2 separate regions of the Mus musculus genome follow, and region 1 is linked to region 2. A link is a loop called in an ENCODE intact Hi-C map of the cell type or tissue named here. Cell type or tissue: left cerebral cortex. All regions are shown on one strand. Links, peaks and the distances in the headings refer to the core of each region. The heading gives the core; the rest is flanking DNA.

Region 1 (7,251 bases), core at 1,508-5,507, 75 kb before region 2:
CTAGTTTGTGTCACCTTGACAAAAATTAACTAACCAAGCTGGGCGTGGTGGTGCACGCCTTTAATCCCAGCACTCGGGAGGCAGAGGCAAGCGGATTTCTGAGTTCGAGGCTAGCCTGGTCTACAAAGTGAGTTCCAGGACAGCCAGAGCTACACAAAGAAACCCTGTCTCGAAAAACCACAAAAAAAAACCCCAAAAAAACAAAAAAAAACCTAACCAGTCTAGACAGGTTCTCCTGTAACTCAAGCTGGTATCAAACTTGAGATACTGTTTCAGCCTTAGCTAAATTTTCCCTTCCTTTTTTTTTTCTTTTCCTTTTCCTTTTGCGACAGTCTCACATAGCACAGGCTAGCCTCAGCCTAGCTATGTGGCCAAGGATGGAGGTGAATTCCTGATCCCCTGACTCAGGCAACCAAGTACTGGGATTACAACTATGCACTGCTCTCAGTCCAATTCATATTTTTCTGGGGGGGGGCTCTCATGTAGCCCAGGCTAGCTCTGACGCTTCCACCTCCCAAGTGCTAGGATGGACAAACCATACACAGTTCAATTTTTCATGTGCATGTACGTGTATGCATGTTCACATGTGTATGTGTGAATAAACATGTGTATGCATGTGTGGAGGCCACATGTTGACATCAACTGTCTTTCTTGATCATTTTCCTCCATTTATACCTCAAGGCAGGTTCTCATGTAACTCAAGCTGGTATCAAACTTGAGATACTGCTGTTTCAGCCTTAGGTACATTTTCCCTTCCTTTTTTTTTCCTTTTCCTTTTGTGATGGTCTCACATAGCACAGGCTAGCCTCATTCTAGCTATGTGGCCAAGGCTGGAGGTTCACCACAGGCTAGCTAACTAGTTTGCTTGAAGATTCTGTTTCCACCTCCAAACTACTGGGATCACAGTGGGCTGCTATGCCTGCCCAGCATTCCATGGGTGCTGGGGATTTGAACTCAGCTCTTTATTCTTATTCAGCAAGTGCTTTTACCTGATAATCCATCACCCCAGCTATCTCCTTTTATTTCTTTTTCGGCAGGGAGGGGCTGAGCCAGGAGTGTGTGTGTGTGTGTGTGTGTGTGTGTGTGTGTGTGTACTCTTAGCTGTACTGGAACTTATTCTGTAGACCAGGCTGGCTTAGAACTCATAGACATCCTCCTGCCTCTGCCTCTGAGTGCTGTGATTAAAGACGTGTGCCACCACCGCCCGGCCATCTGTCAGTTCTTAATATTGTATATTTATTGCCAATCTTGATTATAAATTGAGATGTTCTTTTTCTTTTTTTTTTTTTTAACAGCTTACAAATTTTGAGTCAGCCAAGCTTTAACCCCTTCATCCCTGGATATAAATACTAGACATGTAGACGGTTTTAAATGCCTGCATGTGCTGGTTACACAAACGTCAATGTACCTGGGAAGAGGAGCCTTATCTGAGAAAAGCCTCCATCAGATTGCCTGTAGGCAAGTCTGTGGGCATTTTCTTGATTAATAATTGATGCACGTGGGCCCAGCTCCCTGGAGGTGGCACCACCCGGGCAGGTGATCCTGGAAAATATAAGACAGCTAGCTGAGCAAGCCAGTAAGCAGCATTCCTCCATGGCCTCTACTTCAGTTTCTGTCTCCAAATTCCTCCCTCAAGTTCCTGCCTGGCCTGAATTCACGGTACACTGTGCTAGGGACATGTAAGCAAAATAAACTGCTTTCTTCCAAAATTGCTTTTTGTCACCATGTTTTCTTATAGCAACGGAAACCCAGCTAGGGCACTGTGCCGTGACAGATTTGTATATGTTAGGTTTGGCCCAAGTGGGTGGGCTTTCTCATTACTGCTATAACACAATTCAATTCCCTCTGTTCAGTGGGCTGTGAGCTGGTTAAACCTTGAAGACTGTCAAGGGAAAAAAAAAAAAACCTAGCTGAGTGCTGTGGCGCATACCTTTGATCCCAGCACTCAGGAGGCAGATGTTTGTGAGTTCAAGGTCAGCCTGCTCTACTGAGCTACTTCCCTGTCAGCCAGAACTACAGAGAAACCTTGTCTCAAAAAGCCAAAACAAAACAAACAACAAAACATGCCAATTGTTGTTTGGCCATTTTGTCTAAGCTCTGAGATGAGAGTTTATCAAACCTTCACTGGGAAGTTAACTTTACTGAAATTAATGTTTTCCTGTTAAGTTGGCTCAATTCTTTGCTTCCCCACCCTTTCCATTTCAAGACCAGACATAAAAACCATTCCTGAGAAGACTAGAGTACTTGTATCTAGCAGATGGATGGAATAAAAGTTAGGGAACCAGACTTCAGCCATTTACATAACCCTTCCTGTTAGGGTTGTCATCTGGGTTTTGTTTTGTTTTTTACATTTAGTGTGTGTGTGTATGTGTGTGTGTGAGAAGACAGCTTTTAGAAGCTGGTTTTCTTATCCAAGAATCAAACTCTGAGCAGCAAGTGCCTTTACCCGATTAGCCTACTTGCCTTCCTGGATATATCTATTTTGGAATCTGATATAATCTATTTTTCCCAGAAAAAATATTCACTGAGCTTTATAAGCAATTACTAAATAGATTTGGATGGTGTCTTAGTTACTATTGCTGTGATGAAACACCACAACCAAAAGCAGCTTGGGGAGGAAGGGTTTGGCTTACTCTTCCATATCATGGTTCACCTTTGAAGGAGTCAGGGCAGGAACTCAAGCAGGGCAGGAACCTGGAGCCAGAAGCTGATGCAGAGGCCATGGAAGGTGCTGCTTACTGGCTTGCTCAGCTTGCTTTTTTTTTTTTTAAGATTTATTTATTATATGTAAGTACACTGTAGCTGTCTTCAGACACCCCAGAAGAAGGCATCAGATCTCATTACGGATGGTTGTGAGCCACCATGTGGTTGCTGGGATTTGAATTCCGGACCGTTGGAAGAGCAATCAGTGCTCTTAACTGATGAGCCATCTCTCCAGCCCTCAGCTTGCTTTTTTATAGAACACAGAACCAAACACAGAAGTGGATGCTCACAGTCAACTATTGGATGGATCACAGGACCCCCAATGGAGGAGCTAGAGAAAGTATCCAAGGAGCTAAAGAGATCTGCAACCCTGTAGGTGCAACATTATGAACTAACCAGTACCCCATAGTTCTTGACTCTAGCTGCATATGTATCAAAAGATGGCCTAGTCGGCCATCACTGGAAAGAGAGGCCCACTGGACAGGCAAACTTTATATGCCCCAGTAGAGGGGAACGCCAGGGCCAAAAAATGGGAATGGGTGGGTAGGGGAGGGTGTGGGAGGGTGTGGGAGACTTTTGGGATAGCATTGGAAATGTAATTGAGGAAAATATGTAATAAAAAAAATAAGAAAAAAAAAAAAAAAGAACACAGAACCACCAGCCCAGGTATGTCTTTACCCACAATGGGCTGGGCCCTCTCCATCAATCACTAATTGAGAAAATAAGGTTTTGTCTGCTTATAGCCAGATCTTATGAAAGTATTTTCTCCATCGAGGTTCTCTCCTTTCAGCTGACTCTAGATTGTGTCAAATTGGCATAAAACTAGCCAGCACTAGATAGCTCTTTCTAAAATTTTCATGGAATAGGCTATCACTGAAATAACCTTAGTCGGTAGAAGGCGCTGTTTCATCTGGCAGCGCTGCTGCTGGCGTCATCAAGACACGGTCAATGTCAGAGTGAATCCTGCCAGCTCCCAGACCCCATCACTCTTCGAGGATGCATGGACACCTTAACCCGGAACCCCCAAGCCTTCTGTTCCTGTTACCTGGGATTCTTCCTGCCTCCACCCCACGATGAAGATTGTGGGTGTGGTCCTGACGCAAAGCCCAAGGGTGCACGACACTGGGAAGGCCCTGCTCCCAGAGTCCGGAAAGCCCAGGGTTTTTTTTTTTTGTTGTTGTTGTTTTTTTTTTTTTCTCTTTTTTTTTTTTTATTAGGTATTTTCCTCATTTACATTTTCAATGCTATCCCAAAGGTTCCCCATACTCAGCCCCCTTCCCCATACCCACCCCCCAAGCCCAGGGTTTTACCTGCCTGTTTATGTGAGACCTTACCCGACTACATCGCAAGGCCACGCCCACCACTGGCCCCCCAAGTTTAGACCAGCCTCCAGCCCCAAAAACCCCGCCCTCAGAGACCCCACCCACCATCGGTCCACTGGCAGCTCCACGCGTCCAGAGCCCCGCCTTGAGCACCGAGGCCCCACCCACTCTGCCAGACCCCTCCCCCAACCCCTCCGCCTCCAAGTCTCCTCTTTCGCTCTCCGCCCTATGTGACTGACCAGGGCGCGGCCCCACGCCGCAGAGGCCAAACCAACCCCGCCACCAAGGCCCCGCCCACACGCCTAGAGTCCCGCCCACGAGGAGAGAGGCGCCGCCATACCGTTAAGGCTCCGCCCCCGTTCACGCGCAACGTCATGACCCCGCCTACAATGGCCCCTCCCAGTCACCGCTAAGGACCCCGCCCCACGCCGAGGGCCTGCCTCCAGGTCCCGCCCCCCGAGGTCCCGCCTTCCGGCCCCGCCCCCAGCCGCCCAGTTCCCGGGAGTGGCGGCAGCTGGGCGGAGGCGCAGCGATACCTCCGCCTTCGAGGTCTCTGCCGAAGCGCAGAGCCGCCTTGTCCCGCAGCCGACGGGCTCCGTCCCACGCCCACCGCCGAGGTCCGCGGCCGCCGGTAAGTGTGGTCCCCGCGGGCCCGGAGCGGCAGAGGCGTAGAGCTCGGGCGGTGGCGCGTCTGCTGCAGTGCGGGTACGGCCGCGCGTGGGTGTGGGCTTCAGACCCGGCCTTCTGCGCCTGGCAGGGTCCGTGCGAGCGGGCCTCGGGCCGCAGGTGGAGGTCGAATGGCCACCGCTGTCAGCCTAGCCGGCCCAGGGCCGTTCTGGAAGCTCAGCCTTTGTTGGGCAGGGCTTCCAGGTTCCCTAATGGTGTCCCAGCAGCCGGCGTGCACCAGCCAGCCTGCCCCTGCGCCGGCGGATAAGCCGCGGAGGAGGTGCTCACCCGGTGACAGCAGTCCCCATCTCGGGAAGCCTGTGTAGGGTTGTTGAGGACACCCCACCTTTAAAAGCTATTCCTGTGAAGTGTCAGGTGTCTTGCTTTTTTTCCCCCCTCTAGTGCTATTTGATCTCAGTGTAAAAGACCGAATTCAAAACTGGGCCAGTTGGTAAAGAGGGTTGATGCGCTGTAGAAGCAGGGACATTATCAGCAAGTAAATAGGAAGGCTGCTGATTGTCGGCTTTTACTGTGTTCATCATACTCCTTCCTTGTAAGCATGTTTACAACCGACTTCCGGATCCAGCAGATGGCTTTTGCGTCTTCACCTGAGCTTAGAAATTAGGAATGGGTAAGGCGAGAGCACTCCTACGAATGCTTTCTGTTTCAAGGTAAAGGTATCGGGTGCACGTGTGCATAGGGCTTTGCGTATTATCTTTTGTAGCCTCCATAGCGCTATCAGCCCACTGAACTGCGGTTGTATCTCACAAAAATAGGTGTTGGAGATGGCTTGTGAGAGGGGCTGTTTAGAGGTTGACCTAGCCATTGTATAACAGAACTGAGCCCGAATCCTATGCCTACCACTAATCCCTAATATCCCCATCTTTCGGCAGTAATGTCCCTTGTGGGACTCCAGTGTGTTTCGTAAGTGAAATCAGTGTAGAGCTGACACAGAAACTGTGTAGTGTTGTAATTCCCCATGCCCGTATTTTGAAGGGGTTCGCTTGAATAACCTCTGAGCTTCTTACCTGTGCAGTTGTGCCAGCATTGGGCCCTCACAGAGAAAGAACTGCACCTGCTGCCTGTTCATACCTGGCTGACAGCCTCCTTGCCAAGGGCAGCCAGGCGCTCTCTGTCATCCTGGACACTCACCGTCTCAGTGATGCAGCTCTTCCTGGCATCATGAGAGTCCACACCTGTGGGCTCCGAGGACTCCTTTGCTGATAGCTTGCCTTCCTCTTTCCTCTCTTGTCCAAACCAGACTCGGATAGCTCTGTGTGTGTGTGTGTGTGTGTGTGTGTGTGTGTGTGTGTGTGAGAGAGAGAGAGAGAGAGAGAGAGAGAGAGAGAGAAGAGAGTGTGTGAGTGTGTATGTGTGTGTGAGAGTGTGTATGTGTGTGTAAGAGAGTGTATGTGAGTATGTGTATGAGAGAGAGTGTGTGAGTGTGTGTGTGTGTGTGAGAGAGAGAGAGTGTATGTGAGTATGTGTATGAGAGTGTGTGAGTGTGTGTGTGAGAGAGAGAGGAGAGAGAGTGTGTGAGTGTGTATGTGTGTGTGAGAGTGTGTATGTGTGTGTAAGAGAAAGAGTGTATGTGAGTATGTGTATGAGAGTGTGTGAGTGTGTGTGTGTGTGAGAGAGAGAGTGTGTATGTGAGTATGTGTATGAGAGTGTGTGAGTGTGTGAGAGAGAGAGAGAGAGAGAGGAGAGAGTGTGTGAGTGTGTATGTGTGTGTGAGAGTGTGTATGTGTGTGTAAGAGAAAGAGTGTATGTGAGTATGTGTATGAGAGTGTGTGAGAATGTGTGTGTGTGTGTGTGTGAGAGAGAGAGAGAGAGAGAGAGTGAGTTGCAGCCAATCTTTGGGCTTCCTTTCTCAGGAAAGACATCCTTTTTATTTTGAGGCAAAGTCTCTCCTTGAGCCGGGAGCCCAGGTTAGGCCAGGCTGGTGGACAGAGCCCTGTGCTAGGATTACAAATGTGTACCCAGCACATCTGGCCTTTCTATCTGGGTTGTGGGGATGGTTCAGGTGCTCAGCACTTACCTGACTGAGCCACCTCCCCAGCCCAGACTCAGTCAGTATTCTAGCCTACCCTCTGTCACCTCATGTCAGCCTTATTCAGCTGCAGTTATTTAAGTAGTTCCTCAAGTTAGACTAGAGACCCAGTCCTGCTTGAGAATCTTTGTTCTGGGACACTTAATAAACAAACTATGCTTGGGATATTTCAGGACTGCTGTTGTATTGGAGTTCAGACTGAAAATTCCTTAGAGGAACAGGGGGTGGGGGTGGGTGCAGGGAGCTTATAGACTTTGTGGCTATAGCAACTTTGTAGACTTGGCAGAATAAAAGCACTGCTGCTCTGATCGCCACCCTTTCCTCCTGTTTTCACAAAGCAAGAAACCTAGTATTTCAGAAAAAAGCTTACAGGTCCTCCCGAGAGTGAATCTTGTGGGTTCATTTGCATAGGCAGCAGCAGCAGCAGTGTGGAGGGATGCGTCTCTCTGGGAACACACCCAGTACAGTGAAGGGAGCAGAGGGTGGAGCCTTGTAGAATGAGGGAGGCAT
Region 2 (7,251 bases), core at 1,871-5,870:
CGCTGCCGTAGAGGCCTGACCCTCTCGAGAGCTGCCCTGGGCAATGGTCAAATGCGTGTTTCACCTCCCTTCACGCTGCGTCTTTACCACCCATGATGCATGCTGTCCTCAGCGCTGGGCAAGCATGGCCAAGAATGAAAGCTGAGCAGCTGGCCAAGGCTTTCATTTTCCAGACAGTGAAAGGCGGAGTGGCCACATGTCAGAAGCTGCTCCAGGTTCCCCACCTGCAGGTGCTTGCCCCAGGACTGACTCTGAGCTTGCAGAGACTGTAATAAACTAAGCCGGGCAGCCATGAGGCCAGGCAGCTGTGCTGTTCTCCCAGCTGCTTCCCTGCATCTGAAATGTGCTCAGATTTGGTCTTGTTTTTTAAACAGACTGTCCATACCAGACCTGCAGGAGGCCTTCCCTTCCCTCCTGGGCGTCCTGAAGGAGGCTGCGCAGCTGAACCTGGCTCCCCCTGGATACTTTCTGCTTCTCAGGTATAGATTCTCCACATCCACACAGATACAGTGTTTTCTATAGGAGGGATACATTTTATCTTTATTTCTGTAACATTTTGACCAGAAGCTGATTGTCTCTCAACAGCATGTTGAATGACTTTGTGACAAGAACACCCAACCTGGAAAGCAAGAAGGACCAAAAAGACCTGCAGGTGTGTATATGAGACTGTTGGGGAAGGTCCAGTAGTCTGTCATCCTGTAGTCTGTAAGAATGCCACTGTTGCTAATAACCCTTACCCAGAACTGCATCTTAGCTTTGCCTGGGTTCTAAGCCTCTTCCACTCAGGAAGGAAGATCAAGCAGTCTTGGGCAGGGTCTATTGTGAGCTGGGCATTGATATCTCTAAAGCACGAATCTTTCTCCTCCCAGGAAGCTTTCCTTAAAACTTTCTCTTTGCCCCAGTATAAAAGCAAAGCGTGTTCATAAGAAAATTCAAAAATTCAAACAGTAAAACTTACCCAGATGTAGTGGCCCATGCGTATAATCCCAGCATTGAGGACCAGAATACTAAAACCAGGGTGCTGAGGCAGGGGGATTGCTATGAGTTCCAAGCCACATAGTGAATTCTATGGCTACTTAGTAAGGATCCATCTCAAAAACAAACAAACAAACAAACAAACAAACAAAGTCATGATATACTTCGGGCATCACTGGTCTGCAGTTACGAATATTAAGTCTGTGGCTATTCTTTTTAACCAAAGACTCAATTAAAAATAGATGTACAGTATTCCTTGACTACAGAGATGACCACTCAACCATTTATAGTCATCTGAATGTCTACTCAGTGGCTGGTACTATACTTGGGTATCCAGGGCTTAAGTGCAGCCCAGAGCATTTAGATCAAGGCTTTTTGGGTTTTTTGTTTTGTTTTGGTTTTTGGTTTTTTTTTTCAAAGGTTTTATTTATTTTATATATATGATGAGTACACTGTAGCTGCCTTCAGACACACCAGAAGAGGGCATCAGACCCCATTACAGATGGTTGTGAGCCACCATGTGGTTGCTGGGAATTGACTCAGGACCTCTGGAAGAGCAGTCAGTGCTCTTAACTGCTGAGCCATCTCTCCAGCCTGACCAAGGAGCTTTTAAAGGCAAAAGTTACTTCCTGTTGTTTCCCTCTGCAGCTGCAGGGGAGGTTTGCAGAAGCAAGCAGTTAAAGAGCAGCTAAGGTAAGTTAGCTGGGGGCGTCTTGGCCTCTGGTCCTGGAATAGAGTTGGGCAGTTTTCTACAGGATTCTCCATCAAGGAGATCAAATTCTAGTTAAACCTGACATGGCCTGAGCAAGACTACAGATGAAAGAAGCTCTGCCCTGTCCTGCCCTGTCACACTCACATGTAAGATGGAGGAACCCCTGCCCTGTCCTGCCCTCATCCTCTCCATCTCCCACCTCCCTTAGGATTGTGTCTAACTCTCTTACAACCTAATTCTGGCTTCATGACACATGTACACACGCATGCACATTCATGCCTACATATACACACATAGTTGCATACATACAGATAGAAAGTTCACATTATTTGTCTTATTTTGCTAACATGATGATTTCCAGTTGCCTCAATCTTCCTGCAAAAGAAGATTCATTTATTTTTCCTTACAGCTACAATTTTTACCGCATTTTCCTACCTATCTGTTGATGGACATCTAATCTGGTTCTCTTTCCTCCTGGCCCTGTTTTCTGAGAAATGGTCTTGCTGTGTAGCTCAGGTTAGCTTTAAACTCAGAGTCTTCCTGCCTCAGTCTCCTCAGGGCTTGGGTCATAGGCCTAGGCCGCCAGCCCAGGCTGGTCTCACTGTTTCTGTGCAGCTGGGGACCAGCCAGGACTCCTGAGCTGTATACCAAGTCACTTCAAAATTCTTACTCTTGCTGAGTTTCCCAGAATAGCTTTCTGATCTTCCTGCTTTCGCCTATAGTTGAGGCTTGAGAGATGTCTCAGTGATTACGAGCACCAGCTGCTCTTGCAGAGGACGAGGGCTTGGTTCCCAGCACCCACATGGTGACCCACAACCATCTGTAACTCCAGCTCCAGAGGATCTGGCGCCCTCCAATGGACTCCAGTGGCACTGCATACATTTGGTGCACAGACATACTTGCAGACAAAGCACCCTAAAATAAAAATAAATAAATCGTAAAGCTCTTATTGCACTTAAACAGGCAACATTTTGTTATAGTATTCCAGCAGGCCCGCCATGGAAGCAGCTTTTCCAGATGAAGGAAAACTAAGGAACCAGTGACCTAACGGGATTCTGAGTTGTTCTGTGTATGGGGACAGAGGGCAAAGCACATTAACACAAACTCCCAGAACCTGTTGTTTCGTGTCAGGCTACTCCTCAATGGAGTTTAAGCAGAGACCAGTTAGCACAGCCATTCAAACGTTCCTTGCCTGGAGGTTGCAGGGTTTTTTGTTTGTTTGTTTGTTTGTTTGTTTGTTTGTTTATTATATGTAAGTACACTGTAGCTGTCTTTAGACACTCCAGAAGAGGGCATCAGATCTCATTACAGATGGTTGTGAGCCACCATGTAGTTGCTGGGATTTGAACTCTGGACCTCTGGAAGAGCAGTTGGGTGCTCTTACCCACTGAGCCATCTCACCAGCCCCCACCCCACCCCCCACCCCCGTTGCAGGTTTTCTTCTTGCTTTCTAGGAAGGCAGGGTAGCAGCCTACAGGTTGGGACAGAGCTGCCGTGGAGCCCTCCACCAGTAGTGCTTGGCTGTGACACCTACCACTGTCTGGGATTCAAAGAAGACAGTTTGGGGAGCTGAAGAGATGGCTCAGAGGTTAAAGCACTGACTGCTCTTCCAGAGGTCCTGAGCTCAGTCCCCAGCAACCACATGGTGGCTCACAACCATCTGTAAAGAGATCTGAGGACCTCTTCTGGTGTGTCTGAAGAGAGCCACAGTGTGGTCACTTACATAAAATAAATAAATCTGAGGAGGAAGAGGAGTCTGGGGGAAAAAGAGAGAGGAGGAGGAAGAGGAGAAGAAGATGATGATAAAGATGATTCTTGAATTTATTTACAGTTTTGATCAAAACCTGGAGAGAAAGAAATTTTTCTTCTGCCCCTGTCTTCCCCAAATCAAGCTACCAGGTTTAGAAAGGACAGAACAAAAGCCAGGAATGTGTAGATTTACACACAGACCCCCTAAGTAAAAGGCAGGTTTATTCAGGATTAGTTACGGGGGTCGTCAGGGTAGGAGGTCCATGAAATCACCACGATGGTCTGGGTTTGGGGGTCTGGTCGTGTGTCCTGTGTCAAGTGGTCACTTTAGAATCTGAAACCAAGTGTGTGCTTTGTCCAGTGTTCTGGGCCGGCTTCTGTAAGCCTGGCAACCTGGTGGGACTCTCTTTGTTCTGTCTCGGAGTCCCACGAGCACTGGCTTCTTCCTGGTGGAGGAGGGGTGTCTTCTTTGTCCCAAAGACCTCCCGCCTGACAGTCACCTTTTGAAAACAGGTTTTGGTTACTTGGGCTCTGTTAAAATTGCCCTGGTTTCAGGTACATTTCTCAGTCTCAAGGGATTTGGGACTTTGTGACATCCGAATACCTTTTACTGCGTTGCCACATGGAGTCCATCAGGGCAGCTGAGGTACTTAAAAGGGATCTAAGCTGCTTGCTTGTTCTAGAGGGTCCCAGCAGAGCTGAGTGCAGCTGGAGCCAGCGGTGAAGCTAGTGAACATCGCCACCTACTGGAGGGATTCGAGCAGAGCACTCGCTCACTGTCAATAGAGCGTTACCATCCCCACAGCTCACCGTTGCCTAAAGGCATTACTGGTGAGCCCTTCTGGGTTTCAGTCTGTCCCAATGACGAGGAGTAAAGAGGTGGCCCTAGAGTTTCCCTGGAGTCCACCTAAAGTGGCAGCATCATAGAACAAAGTTACACTCCTGTGGAATATAGACAGGGCATAGTTAAAATTTACTCTAAAACAAGCAGCCAATGCAAAACACAGCTCCTGCTTCAAAGGGAATTAGAGTTTATTCTGAGCCAAATATGAGTGGCCATGGCCTGAGGCACAGGTTTGGGTTGCTGTGACCGATGTGTTCCGACACCAGAAGCAATTGGATGGACTTTCATTGTCATAGAACAAGAAAGCCATAGAGCAAGGCACACTCAGTAGTCAGAGGGAGCACGGGGAGCAGGTGAGGCAAGCCAAGCTCTATCACATGGTGTCTTTAGCGGTTATGGGTTTTGCCTGACCGTTGAAAGGATGTTAAGTCAGCCGGAGGTGTGGGGATGGATTCCGATACTGAACTAAAGGCAGTTCATAGAGCCCCCAGCTCTGCGTCTGCAGCATACCTAGTCTCTGCAGCCCTCAGTGGCTAAGAAAGGGTGCTACCTTTTGTCGGGGATCATCAGTTCACAAAGCTCCATTCCCTCAGAATACATTTAAGAGTATTGGGTCAGCGGCCAAGAAGACTTGCTCTTCTTGTGGGGAACCCAAGTTTGGTTCCCAGCAACCACATTGTTATAAAATACAATTGACCCATCCAGCAGGTCCAGTTATTCGAGGGTCTCGAGGGGACCTTCTCCTAAGAACCAAATGGGGGGAGGGAGAGACGGAAACCAAGTGCAAGAACGACAAGGAAGCAGTCTGAGTAGCATCAAGGTCTCTCTGTATTCAGCAAGGTTCAAGGCTTAAATGCACAAGCAAAGGAGGAAGTACTTCTCAGCAGGAGGGATGGGGCAGCGGAAATTTTTCTTTTGGCAACTACACGGGGGAAGCAGGAACTTGGTGGTATCAGGGTACATCTTGTGGTCAGGACATCTGGCGCTGACTTAGGGCTGGAACATTCTGTGGTTGTTCTTGGAACGGTGCGTCGGTGGCCCGCTTTTGACCCCCTTTTCTTCTCGGGGGAGAGGCCCAATTAGAGATCAAGACAATAGAGTTGTCTTAATATCTCCCAACATACAATGGGATGAGAGGAAGAGGGAGAGAGAGTGTGTGTTTTATCAAGAGAAGGCCAGTTTTTATGTTTTTAAATATTTTTCTTTGATATTTCATAGGCTCATTTGATGGAACTCATTTCCCAATACCCTCTCCTCCCCCTCCTGCACCTACTGACCTGGCTCCTCCCCACAGGTACTAACAAGTCACTGAGCTCAAAGGGGGCTGTGTGCCTGACCACACGTGGGGCGTGGGTGTGGATAGCCTGGCTGTGGTTACCCAACTGGGGAGACTGTCTGCCTCTGCCGTGACCAACAGAGAAAGCTTTGTTGTAAGCATAAAGTTCTAGATTCTGGTTTTCTATATGTGCATAAATTTTGTTCTTAGAATACAGACAGTGCCCTCCTTTTTTTATAGCTAGCTATAAATTAGATATAAATCCTTTCTCTTAACACATGAGTTTACAGGCCTCCCAGTACGGCTTACAGCTTTTATAACTGCTCAGGTCGTCAGTGATGGCACACCTGTGTGCTCTTCATGCCTTTTAAGTGAATGTATATGTCCTGCTTTAGGCTGGGCACAAGAAGAAGACCAAACAAAATTACATTTCTTGAGTTTAAAAATATTGGAAAGTATAACCAGCACTTAATTACAAGCCTCTAGAATCCAGTTTATGTCTATATTTAACATATAGTCTTTCGAGTGACACTTTTTCTGAGGAGGTGTGAACACACATCGATTTCCCCCAGATAGGAACGGATGACTGAGCCGCAGGCCTCAGTTCCTGAGCTGAGTCTCCTAGCACAGGGCAGGGCAGGGCTTTGGAGGCGGACCACTTTTGCTCCTAGCATGATAAACCACAGAAAGCCAGAACTAGAAAAGACGGCTTTTTAATAGCAGATGGAAATGTTAGGAGGTTGCTCCCAGCACTGTGGAATAACTGGTTTTTACTTGGTTTTTATTCGGTTGGTTTTTTGCGCTGCAGTGTGGTGGAAGGGGTTGAATCCAGGGCCTCCTGCATGGGAGGGGAAAGCACTCCTGGCTTCAGCGACTGTTAGCAAATAACCTGCGTGTTCTCCAGCTTCCTTCAGGATGACTGCTTACTTAGAGTGGTGTTCCTGGAGTTTCAGGCAGAAGCCATTGCTCCTGCATGTGTGCTTGCCTCTGTGTGTGTGTGTGTTTGTGCGCATGTGCGAGAACATGGGGTCCTGGCTGGTGGCACTGTTGGGGAAGAATATGGAACCATTAAGAGTGGGAGTCTCTGGAGGGAGTAGATCACTGATGGAGCCTTAAGGCTTTATAGCCAGCCCCCACTTCCTGTATGCTCTCTGCTTCCTGGGGTAAATACAGTATATCTAGCTGGCCCCCACTGAGAAAGAATTATCACTTCAAAATGTAAGCCAGAATTACCAACACCCAGCTCCACCCCAGCCCCACCCCTTTTCACCCCCTGCCTTACATTGTTTTCAGATATTTGGTCATAGCAACAGAAAGGAAAACCACTCGAAGGTCCAGCAAGCTAGGCTCAACTACTGGTCCACTGCTCCAGTGTCCGCAGGTACCTCCCCAGAGCCCTAACAAACACTCAAGGTTTACACAGAGCAATAATTGAGGGGTAGGCAGGAGATGCTCATAGCAGGCCTAGCGAAGGTGTGGTCTGGGCTTCTTGTCATAAAGATGTTTATCCACTGGCACCTTGAGGAAAAAGAGAGTCTCATGGTCAGCCAGAGAGAGAGCAAGATGGAGACATGCGGTGGCCAGTGTTCTCAGTGTCGAAGCATGATGGAGGGGAGAGTGGGTGACTAGTGCTCTCTATCCACTTTGTCACCGTGCACAGCTTGTTACTTACAATTGTACCTTAGATCCCGGGCG

Evidence for each region. Hi-C counts contacts between places; a loop is a spot of excess contacts. Peaks named below come from ENCODE experiments on the same cell type or tissue, not always from the same donor. Only the 100,000 strongest peaks of a DNase experiment are listed, where the experiment ranks them.
Region 1: a loop joins it to region 2, with 2.2 times the contacts of the local background. A loop is called at or near these places in 1 of 42 quality-filtered maps.

What each region holds. Positions count from the first base shown.
Region 1 is chr16:93,707,413-93,714,663 of GRCm38, forward strand. Dop1b (DOP1 leucine zipper like protein B) reads left to right here and starts at 4,495. Exons shown (of 37, transcript NM_027293.1): 1 at 4,495-4,656. Gm41501 (a long non-coding RNA gene) reads left to right here. Exons shown (of 3, transcript XR_876265.3): 3 at 1,296-2,220. In left cerebral cortex, for the core only: a CTCF peak has its summit at 3,596; DNase peaks (open chromatin) are centred at 3,631, 4,131, 4,364 and 4,919; H3K4me3 peaks cover 1,920 bases; H3K27ac peaks cover 1,887 bases.
Region 2 is chr16:93,781,827-93,789,077 of GRCm38, forward strand. It overlaps Dop1b (DOP1 leucine zipper like protein B), which reads left to right. Exons shown (of 37, transcript NM_027293.1): 25 at 375-479; 26 at 586-652. Among named protein-coding and RNA genes, the nearest start is that of 2310043M15Rik, 9.4 kb to the right of the region's middle. In left cerebral cortex, for the core only: CTCF peaks have their summits at 2,527 (motif pointing left) and 4,182 (motif pointing left); DNase peaks (open chromatin) are centred at 4,184 and 5,624.